2 separate regions of the Homo sapiens genome follow, and region 2 is linked to region 1. A link is a loop called in an ENCODE intact Hi-C map of the cell type or tissue named here. Cell type or tissue: Caco-2. All regions are shown on one strand. Links, peaks and the distances in the headings refer to the core of each region. The heading gives the core; the rest is flanking DNA.

What was found. Hi-C counts contacts between places; a loop is a spot of excess contacts. Peaks named below come from ENCODE experiments on the same cell type or tissue, not always from the same donor. Only the 100,000 strongest peaks of a DNase experiment are listed, where the experiment ranks them.
Region 2: a loop joins it to region 1, with 2.7 times the contacts of the local background. A loop is called at or near these places in 1 of 110 quality-filtered maps.

The regions. Positions count from the first base shown.
Region 1 is chr3:126,932,149-126,937,526 of GRCh38, forward strand. The region is part of intron 6 of CHCHD6 (coiled-coil-helix-coiled-coil-helix domain containing 6); the gene reads left to right. Among named protein-coding and RNA genes, the nearest start is that of PLXNA1, 48 kb to the right of the region's middle. In Caco-2, for the core only: no CTCF peak of the experiment used is centred there; a DNase peak (open chromatin) is centred at 2,303.
Region 2 is chr3:126,879,723-126,885,100 of GRCh38, forward strand. All of the region lies in intron 5 of CHCHD6 (coiled-coil-helix-coiled-coil-helix domain containing 6), which reads left to right. Among named protein-coding and RNA genes, the nearest start is that of PLXNA1, 100 kb to the right of the region's middle. In Caco-2, for the core only: no CTCF peak of the experiment used is centred there; a DNase peak (open chromatin) is centred at 2,439.

The DNA.
Region 1 (5,378 bases), core at 54-5,053:
CTTCAGAGCCTTCACCATGCCCTGCTGCCCGTAGCACCTCTCGGTAGCCCTGATAACACCACGCTTTGCAGATCTGCCTGTGCCAGTGTGCTGTGACCCTGGTTTGTGGTGGCCCATAGACCACTTGCCTCAGAATCATGGAATAGAGTCCTGGGCCCCACCCCAAGCGAGGCCCTTGGAATCTGCCATGTAAACAAACTCCTAAGTGATTGCTATGAGTCCTGGAGTTTAGATCAACTGCCAAACTGAATGTATTCCAGCCAGCAAATTAATCACTTCCCCAGGAAATCCCCCCAGGGAAAGCCTCTAAATCCATCCTGACTTCTGAACTGCCTCAAAGAGATCTGTTACTTTTTCCTCTGGTGAGGAGGCCTTCCCCCACCCCGCTTCTTCCCAGAGTTAGGGCCCAGAGAACGTCATCCTGAGCCTTGAGTCCAGAGAGCCTGTGGTGGGCGACCAGCAGCCCTGCAGAGAGCCTGAGCCCTTCCCGCAGGAAGGAGGGCTGTCCTTGTGGCTTAAGGGTTGGCACTGGCACTGGCTCCTCAGGCTGGCACATGCCTTCCTGCTGCCTTGCTGGCATGGCAGAATGGCACATGTGCCCAGTGACCAGATCGGGCTGACACAGCTGGGCACACTCAGTGCACGGGCGCAAGAAGGGCCCTTGGAGCCTCCCTGTCCGTTTGCTGAGCAGGCCCAGGGCAGGCGGGGCTTCTCTGGATGTTATTTAGCAGCAGCCCTGGCTGCCGCTGGGCTGAGGGTCCTAGGTTGCCCTATTTGAAGATTGTTGTTTACTGCTTCTGAAAGGAGCATGGTCCTTGTGGGGTGGGGTGAGGCTCTGGGTGACTGCTGAGGGAGCCTGGGGTCCGGGAGGGAGGGGTGTCTGGAGAGTGAGATCATGTCTGTGCTATTACTGGACTGACCCACGGTTCTGAAAAGTCACCTCACACTGTGAGCCTCATCTCTTCATCTATGTCATGACATAGTTGGACCACAGAGTCTCTAAGACCCTTCTGGAATGGAAGCCCTACCTGCTTCCATAGGCCCCTCTTCTTGCCTCTCCGAAGCCTGGTACAACCTCCCCTTATACTTGTGCTGTAGGGGTCGTTTGTTCCCCAAGGCTTCTCTGGTAGGCTGGGTCCTCAACCCTCATTTCCTACCATTTCCAGGAGTGAGATGAATGAATGGCTCAGGAAGCTTTTGGTGGCAAGTTAAATTTCATCTCAATATTCTTGTATTATCCATTTGCATTGCTGTAAAGGAATACTTGAGGCTGGGTAATTTATAAAGAAAAGAGGTTTATTTGGCTCATGGTCCTACAGGCTGTACAGGCCTGAAACCAGCATCTTCTCAGCTTCTGGGGAGGCCTCAGGAAGCTTACAATTATGGAGGAAGGCAAAGAAGGAGCCGGTGTGTCACCTGGCAAAAGACAGAGCAAGAGAGATGCCAGGCTCTTTTAAATAATCAACTCTCATTATTCGCTCATTACCATGGGGAGGGCACCAAGCCATTCATGAGGGACCCCGACCCCTATGACCCAGACACCTCCCACCAGACCCACCTCCAACACTGGGGAGTCACATTTCAACATGAGATTTGGAGACTGAAATATCCAAACCACATCAATTCTTCATTCACACTTCATGTTTTTTAAAACTTCTATAAGGAGTGAATAAAATCATCTTTAGAAAATTTGATGTTTTTATTTATCTTTAACATACAAGCCAGTGAAAACTGATTGCAGCATCAAAATACCCCCTTCTCCACACATACTGTCTCTCTCACACATGCATGCATTCATGCACTCTCACACTCGCTCTGCCTATAACCAGAGAGCTTGCCCGTTCTGTGTTGGGATTCTGCGCTCTTCTCCTGTCAGCGGCCTCAGCCTTGAGCATTTCCCTGGGCTCAAGGTCTGAGAACCTGGATTGAGCTCACAGAAGTCAGACCACTGGAGTGCAAGCATGGAAAAGCCCCTGGTCTATGTGTAGACATATTTATTTGCAGCTACAGAGGATATATTAGGAGTCAAAGACAAGCTCCTACCAGCAGATTCCTAAAGGAGGTTTGTGCTGTAAAAGATGACTGGTTATCTGGGTTCTTTGAATTTCACAGAGATAGATGAATTGCCTTCCAGACTTTTCTATGATAACAGTTGTCAGGAATGCCCGGGAGTTTTACTTAAGCTAACAAATGATTACCCTTCCCATTAGCTCTACAAACAGGCCCCTAATTAGTGAATTGGCTAATGACAGCTGCCTCTGGGGTCATTAGTCCTGACAGACAGTGCTGCAGTGTTCCGGGCACTGTGTCACTGTCATGAAGCATGTTGTCAGGCTCCACGGGACGTCAGGGCTGGGGAACACTTGGAATGCACCCTCCCCTCTCTGCTTTTTTTTTTTTTTTTTTTTTTTTTTTTTTGAGACTGAGTCTCGCTCTGTCGCCCAGGCTGGAGTGCAGTGGCACAATCTCGGCTCACTGCAAGCTCTGCCTCCCGGGTTCACGCCATTCTCCTGCCTCAGCCTCCTGAGTATCTGGGACTACAGACGCCTGCCACCATGCCTGGCTGATTTTTTTGTATTTTTAGTAGAGATGGGGTTTCACCATGTTAGCCAGGATGGTCTCGATCTCCTGACCTCATGATCCGCCCGCCTCGGCCTCCCAGAGTGCTGGGATTACAGGCGTGAGCCACCACGCCCGGCCTTCCCACCTCACTTTTTACCTTTTATGTCATCTCCTGGGTCATGTAAATTAACACCTACTTCAGATGGGTATGGATTTCTAAATATGGATTAAACATGGATTTTTAAAATAAAGGAGGACTGAGGAAATGGTCACATCAATTCTGGACGAGAAGACAGTTTTTATGAAACAGTTCCATTTTAAAGACACGTCTAATCAGAGTTGGGAATCGTTTTGGAAAGAATATCTATCTTGCCATTCGTTCCAGGGTTTACTTGTGAGCACGAATCACCTGCTGTCTCCGGCCACCTGGGATGCTCAGCCAGTGCCTTTGGAAACATTTCTGCCTTGAATGTCAGGTAGTGGTGAGCGGGATGGCAGGGCTGGCATGAGGCAGAGGGCTCAGTGTATCCCAGATGTGGTGTTCCCTTTTGAGAGCCTCCCTCCCTCAAGATGAGCAGGTGTTAAGGCTGGCCTCATCTGTATCCCTCCTGACCGCTTAGGTGATCTTGAAGTGTGGACCCTCCTGGGACACACAGCATCTCCTGACCAAGCTCAGCCCCAGAATAACTAGTCTGGAAGGCCCAGGCTTACATGATAACCAGGTTAAGTCCCAGGCTGATGTTCCATAGACAAGGACAGCATTGCATGGTTGAAGCACAGAAAAGTTCTGGGGCTGGTGAGTGCAGAGTGGGATAGCTATTGTAACAGAAAGGCGTTCTGCACTCAGGTTTTGTTACTATGCAGATTCCTGCTACATCAGCTCAAAACCGTGTGCGGCTTAGTCTAAATGCCTATTTAAGCAAAGGCCAAAAGTCTGTTTGAAGATATAAAGGGAAAAATAGTGTTCATAATACAAAGCTTGAGGCTAGTCATAGATGTACAATTTCCACGCAGTAAAAGTGAGTAATGAAACTGCATTTAATTGTTCAAAAGTAGCAGAAATGCATCTTTAAGAATTAAAAACTACAAAAAGGTGATTATACAGCATAGCAAATCTCTAACATGGATTAAACAGAATTGTTTAGGAGATAAAATACCAGCATGAACATGCATTTTGAAAGAGGGAAGAACAATGCTGGGTTTAGGTAGGGAGAGCCCAGCTTCTGCTTTTGCTTGGGACTGATGTGGCAGGAAGTTGCTGGTTCATGGCCCAGGAAATCCATAGATGGAAAGACCTTGGCCGCTCCTATGGAATGTACATATGTACTTGACCTGTGTAAAATGGATTATACAGGGCATCCCCAAACCTAACAGGTGCCTGCATCTGGGAAGCCAGCTTGTGCTGTGAAATTCCCACAACCTTAGATCAGCCTTTCCTCTCAGCCAGGTGAACCTAGGTTCACATCCTCCTCCTGCGACTCCTTAGCCTAGATCCTGGGACAAGTGGCTCAACTGTGCTGACTCTGGTTCCTCATCTGTGTAGAGGGGTGGTGATGCTGCCCTTGCAGAGCGAAGGGGAGGATAATATGAGATCATGTTCATAGAATACGAGGCCAGAGCTTGGCTTAGAAATGTTAGTCCTGGGCTGCCACATCCTGTCAGCACTGGCCACATATGGCTATTGAAGTGTGGCTCACCCAAATTGAGACATGCTGTAAGTGCAAAATACATATTGGATTTCAAAGACTTAATACCAAAAAAAGTAAAATCTCTCCTATAATTTTTTATATTGAAAGACTATTTCTCTATATTTTGTCAAATACATTATTAAAATTAATTGTAACTGTTTCTTTTTTTCTTTTTGAGACAGAGTCTTGCTCTGTTGCCCAGGCTGCAGTGCAGTGGTGCAATCTCAGCTCTTTGCAACCTCCACCTCCCAGGTTCAAGCGATTCTCCTACCTCAGCCTCCCAAGTAGCTGGGTTTACAGGCATGCACCACCACGCTCAGCTAATTTTTTTGTATTTTACTAGAGACAGTTTCACCATGTTGGCCAGGCTGGTCGCGAACACCTGACCTCAAACAATCTGCCCACCTCAGCCTCCCAAAGTACTGGGATTACAGGCGTGAGCCCCTGCACCTGGCCTCTTTTTACTTTTAATGTGGCTGCTAGAAAACTGATAATTCCATATGTGGCTTGCAGTCTTTTTCTGTTGGACAGAACTATTGGTCCCTTCCCTCCTTCACCCTGGCCTGCTGCCTCCCATCTTAGCATCCCGCCACCTCACATGCAGCCTTACACTGGAGTGGTTTGTGTCCCTGAGGAATTTGCTCCAGGTCATGTGGGTAGAGAGCTGGGCAACCAGTGTTGTTCTGGCATAATGCCCTTTCCTGTCTCCATTTTAAACACAAGGAAGCCATAAGTGAAATTAAGTGCCTTTGCCTAGGTCAGAAGCCAGTTAGTAGTCAAGTAGGGACCTAAATCCAAGTGTTCTGGCTCGAGTCCACTGTGATTTCCACCACGCCATACGGCCATTCATTTTATTGGCTGGAGTACAGCAGCATCTAAGCTGGCATTGAGCTTCACTTCCATGCTAACTTGGAGAGTCTAAGATTCTGAGGGACCAGGAAGAAGCAGCCTGGGTGGTGAAATGTAGACAGAGATTTGGATGAGAGATGGGGAGTGAGCGTTGGGAGCTGAGCCTGGTACGTCTCTCAGGACTGGTGCCTGTGTGGCTTGTCTCGGAGAAGGCTAGGGGAAGATAATGCCAGACAGTGCTGGTCTTGGCCTGTCCATGGGCTTTGGAGTCTGATGGGT
Region 2 (5,378 bases), core at 229-5,228, 52 kb before region 1:
TGCTGATGTGAAATATCCTGAGTGTGTGACAGTTGTTTTATAAAGACAAAATAGGAACGTGTCAGAATGTCCTTGTTTTTAGGAGTTGGAGCTGAAGTGCTTAGAGATGAATTGTCGTAATGACTGCCGTGATGAAATGTGTAAATGTGGTGAAACCCTAACAAGTGATGAATCTAGGTGAAATGTATATGGGCACTTATCATATTATTCTGCAAATTTTGTTGGTTTGAAAATTTTTCAAAATAAGAACAAGTGTTGGGTAAACCTACACCCAGACTCTCCTCCTTAGTGGCAGAAATAAGATTTCTGGGAGGATGAAGGAACAGAAAAGATTTAAGTGTAAGGAAAAGTAGCCATCAGCTCTGCTCTCTGGTTAGGGAGATGCCATTCTCATGTGACAATATACTAGGTGTGATACACCTGGGATAAGAGGAGGGCAGTGTGGGCCGGCTGACAGTGCCCCTTTCAGTGATGGAAACTCACAGAAAGGAAGTAGGGCGAGTGTACAGTCCTCAGTGTTTTATGGGGACAAAGACTAGAGGGGAGGTTGGGACTGAGTGATGGGCTTTATTTCTAGAAGCCCCTCCTGCAGGGCAGCAGGACCGGCAGCTGCCAGGCCCACACATGCCTCGGGAGAAAGACCATAGCCAGGCCTTGGATTGGGAGTGGTGGCCAACCCCATCAGAAAACAAGATGCAAAATGCTGTGATCTCACACAGAACAGAACCAAGCAGACACCCACAAAGACAGAGTCACCCTGCTGAGATTCCCACACCCAAGCACCTTACTCTGCCTTTCACCATATTGAATCACTAAGTTTTTAAATATAAACTCATCTGATAGCCTTACCATCTGAGAGGATGATTCTGAGGTATCCAGGTGATGAATAAGGATCTGAGGGAGACCCACTCACACTATCTGGGGGACAAATTCTAGGCTTAGAGAAATCAGTTATTTAAGGATGAGTAAAAGGGAAAATTTAAAAGCCCAGCAAGAGGCATGTAAAAAGTATATAGCATTAGAAGAGAGTTACAGTGCTCAAGGTAAAAACATCTCTTTTTTTTCATGTTTTACTGGAAAATGTGTACTCAAGGAAATTAAAGGAAGTCATGAAACAAGAAATAGTGAAAATGATCAAAGGTTCCTTGCCTCGGTTTCTGACATTGTGAGTCAGGCTGTTGAGGTGGAGGCTGGAACATGGATCTAATGCACAGAATTGGTCCTTGGGATCCCCAAAGAAACCCCAGAGCAAATGGACAACAGCAATAATCATAGATGTCATAGGAGGAAAGATCTCTGAGTCAGATTCTAAATGGGCAGAGCACACATTTGCAGAACTGCCGACCTGTATGGGAGGACACAGTCTGTGGCCAGGAAAGCTTCCTCAAAAGAAAGTTAATGGCTGCCAAGCCCGCATATGGGCTGTTTGCCCCAGGCTTGCTTGCACTCTCCAACTGTCCTCGTAGGCCTCCCAGGCTTGCTCTGTACATTTGTTCCTGAATGCAAAATACAATGGGTAGAGCCTGTTTCCTTCCCTGTGGCCTTAGGCACTGAACTGCTCTGCCCCTCCTCTGGGCACCCCACCCCACACTATGCCCTTTGCCTCTCTTGGGGTCCTGGTGTCTCCCCCAGTGCTGAGTGGTTTCCTTTGTTTGCCTTTCCACAGGGCTCTGTGCTGGACATGCTGAGCGCAGCTTCTCCTGGCTACTCGCCCCAAGCCCCCCATTGAGCAGGGCCCTATGTGTGTTGACAGACTTGAATGAATATTGATTTAATACAAGTGTATAGCAAAACTTTTGTGAGAAAAGGTGTAAGAGAGCTGACCCTCATTGCCCATCATGAGAAATTAATCACTAATACCACAAGTCGTTGCATCTCAAGATTGCTGTAAAAACATAGAATTCAGAGCCCCAGAGTTAGTGCTGAGGGGATGGAAAGGAGCTTCTCGAAGGAGTCGGCTGGAGTATTGGAAGGGTGGATGGGGCACCGCTGTGTTTTGTTGTATCTTTTTGCACTTAATGACTATTGATTAAAATAGTTCTTTGATTAAAATTAAAACTAATTGAACTTTTTAATAGATAAGTGCTCTGACAAAAGAAAGAACGAGGTACTGCGGGAGGGCATCTGAAGGTGGGGTCTCCAGGCTGCCCTGGCAGGTGGCTCTGGGTGGGGTGACTGCTACTATTTGTAAAAAGCATGCAGTTTACATAGCACCTTCCTCCTAGTACCTTCCACTTAAACAAGGGTCTCAGTTCCTTTCACGTCCTGGATTCCAAAGGACGGCCCAGGAGTTCAGATGTCCTTTGTAGATAAGGAATGAATCTCTGGGTTGGCCACTCCCTGATTTGTTATCTCGGAACTCCAAACACACATCCTTCATAGCCCATAGTGTCCTTCTCAGGGTATGCTTAAGTTACTGCCGTCAGGGGCGTCTGCCAGATACCCTCAGAGCCCCAAGCTATCCCCAGGTATCAGCAGGTAGCAGGAAGCGGTGTGGAGTAGTGGCAAGAGTACCTCTCTTACATTTCCACCTGGACCTCCCTCTCCGCCTTGCCTCATCGTCTCTAACCTCTCTGAGCCTCTGTTCACGCATGGAGATGCCTACCTTGGCCGCTGTGTCAGGATGGAAGAGGAACTGCTATGAAAGGGTTTTATCAAGAGGAAGGTGCTGTGAAGATTCTGGTTGTGCTACTAAGAAACAGAAGTCCTGGTTCTCCGCTGCAGAGGTTCCTCTGATGTGAACTCTGTCTCTGGCCTCAACTCCAATTCATTTTCTCAGATATTTATGAATTAATTTCTTTTACGAATCATCTGTTGATGATAATAATCATGATAGCTGCAATTCATTTAACACCTGTTATCGCCAGGCCCTATATTAGGCACATATCAGAAATTACCTTTTTTACTCCTCACAGCAATCTGTGAAGGAAGCAAAGTTACCTCCACTTTATACAAGAGCAACTTGAACCTTTCTAAGGCAATTATCACACATGCAAGACTTCTGGAAGAGCCAGGACGCTCCTTGTACAGAGGGCTCCTTGATTTGAGGAAGCCCACATGTGATACTGTGAAATATATATTTGGTATTCTGCCCTCATTTTCTGGCGTACAACTCCTGAAATCCTTAGGATCTCCAAAATGATAAGTTCTCTTTGTGCTGTGAATGACTGACAGCTGGCAGCCCCTAGGCAGCTTCAGGTTGAGGCTGCTCACTGGAATGACAGATGCAGGATTCGAGGGTTGGGACTTTCAGCCCCACCCATACCTCTGGGGAAGGGAAAGGGGCTGAAGTTAAGTTGATGGCTGATGGTTTAATCAATCTTGCCTACATAATGAAGCCTCTATAAAAACCCAAACAAGGATTGGCTGGAGAGCTTCCAGGTAGCTGAACACTTGGAGGTTCCTGGAGGGTGTGGTGCTCCAAGGAGGACATGGAAGCTCCACGTCCCTTTTCCCCATACCTCCCTACAGGCCTCTTCGATTTGTGAACTGGTACACCTCTGTGTTTCCCCGAGTTCTGTGAGCTGCGCTAATTGAATCCCAAGAGGAGGCTGTGGGAACCCCAACTCGAAGCCGATTGGTCAGAAGTTCCGGAGGTCCTGTGACTGGTATCTGAGGTGGGGCAATTTTAGGGACTGAGACCTCAACTTGTGGGATCTGCCACTGTCTTCAGGGAGATGGTGTCGCAATAGAATTGGAGGACACCCAGCTGGTGTCTGCTGCAGAATTGATTGCTTGCTTGCTGATGGAGAGAAATCCCCACATATTCTGAGTCACAGAAGTCTTCTGTGTCAACTGCTGTGTGGTGTGATGGCAGAAGAAACATGGTTTGAGTTTTTCCAGACACAGTGTTTTGAAGGCTGGCTGTGGGAACAGACCATCTTCTAAGGCGTACTCCAAACCTTTCTGCCCGGATTACCAGCCACGGCCATCACTGCTGTCCTCACTCTGGGCCCCTGCTGCCTTTGACCAAATTACAGGGTGTCACACAGCCCCAGCACAACCCGTGTGCCATGGTTTCTAATTCTAAGCCTGTTTTCTTTATGCAATAATGCTTAGTATCTGTCTCTGCATACTCTGGGCTGTATTTGTGGATATGAAAATAGAACCTTTTAGAAAATACCTTTTCAAAGCCCCCAAACATCAGGCTTATGTTAAAATCTGTAGGTTTTCTCAGTTCTTGTGACATTTCCTGTTTGCATTTGCACAGCTTGGAGAGCAAATATTCACTGATGGGTTACAGATTTATTTTGTCTTCTGTTCCCATTTCTGTAGTTCAAGTCTTAGCTATTCAGGGCATTCATTTTTGGGGAGTAAAATACTCATTTGAATCTGTTACTTTTCTTTGTATCAAGTTTTCAAAAGAATTCTTTGGTGAAGAATGGTGCAGGCCTTGACTGGGACACAGCTGGATCTGAGTCCTAGTTCCCGCACTGGCCAGCTCCAAGCCCCGGGTTCTATGTGTGAAGTGGCATAGACTCTATGAAAGCACTTGGGGATGGCATACAGTAGGTGCCCATCACAGGCGAATTCTCTTTCCTATGTAGATTAGGCAGCGTCCTGCAAAAAAGAAATCTTTCCAGCTGAGTCTTTTACACCCCTTACTAAACATTCAGCAAGAACCATTTGTGTACTTAATGTTGGTAATTTTGGCAATCAAAGAGGGAATTATTTTAACTTAATAATTTATACTATATATATATTGAGCTACATTAGCCCCACAAATCCAGCTATCTACCAACATTTTGAAACTGTTCTAAAATTGGAAATTGGAATTCATAGGAGTTGACAAACCATGAAAAAAATTCATCTGTGTGAAGGAAAAGAGAAACAAAAGCAGGTGTGTTGTTTTCACTGATAATTGACCATAGGAACTGAACTTGTTTTGAATTATTTGGAGTAGTAAAGAGGGTTCATGAAAGAGGCGGGTGTGGAAAAGGATGATTAGAAAATTTGATCTAGCAGTTTTTAAAATTCTTTGTCTTTTGTTTCAACCTCCATTCCTCCTTTGATTTTCAAGAAAGTCTGAAACTCCAAAACATCAGACAGGTGGGATACTTAATACAAGAGACCAAATTATAGTGTCCTACTGTCATCCCACATTTTGACATAAAAAATCAGATTATTGGAAAGTCACCATTCTCTGGGGCATGGATCTGCCCCTCTGGTGACTGCCGACGTGTTGTTGGGTTATCCACCATTTGTGCCGGTGGAGGTTCCTGGGAGATCCTCAATGTCTCTGCACTTCCTGACTTCCTCTCCTCTCCACTGAGGAGTAGAAGAGTGCCTTAGTGAACGCCCCATCTCGCTGACCTGAAGGCCAGTCGTGGCACTGGTGTCAGGGGGCAAGTGTGTAGAAAGCCAGTTCTGAGACTCCC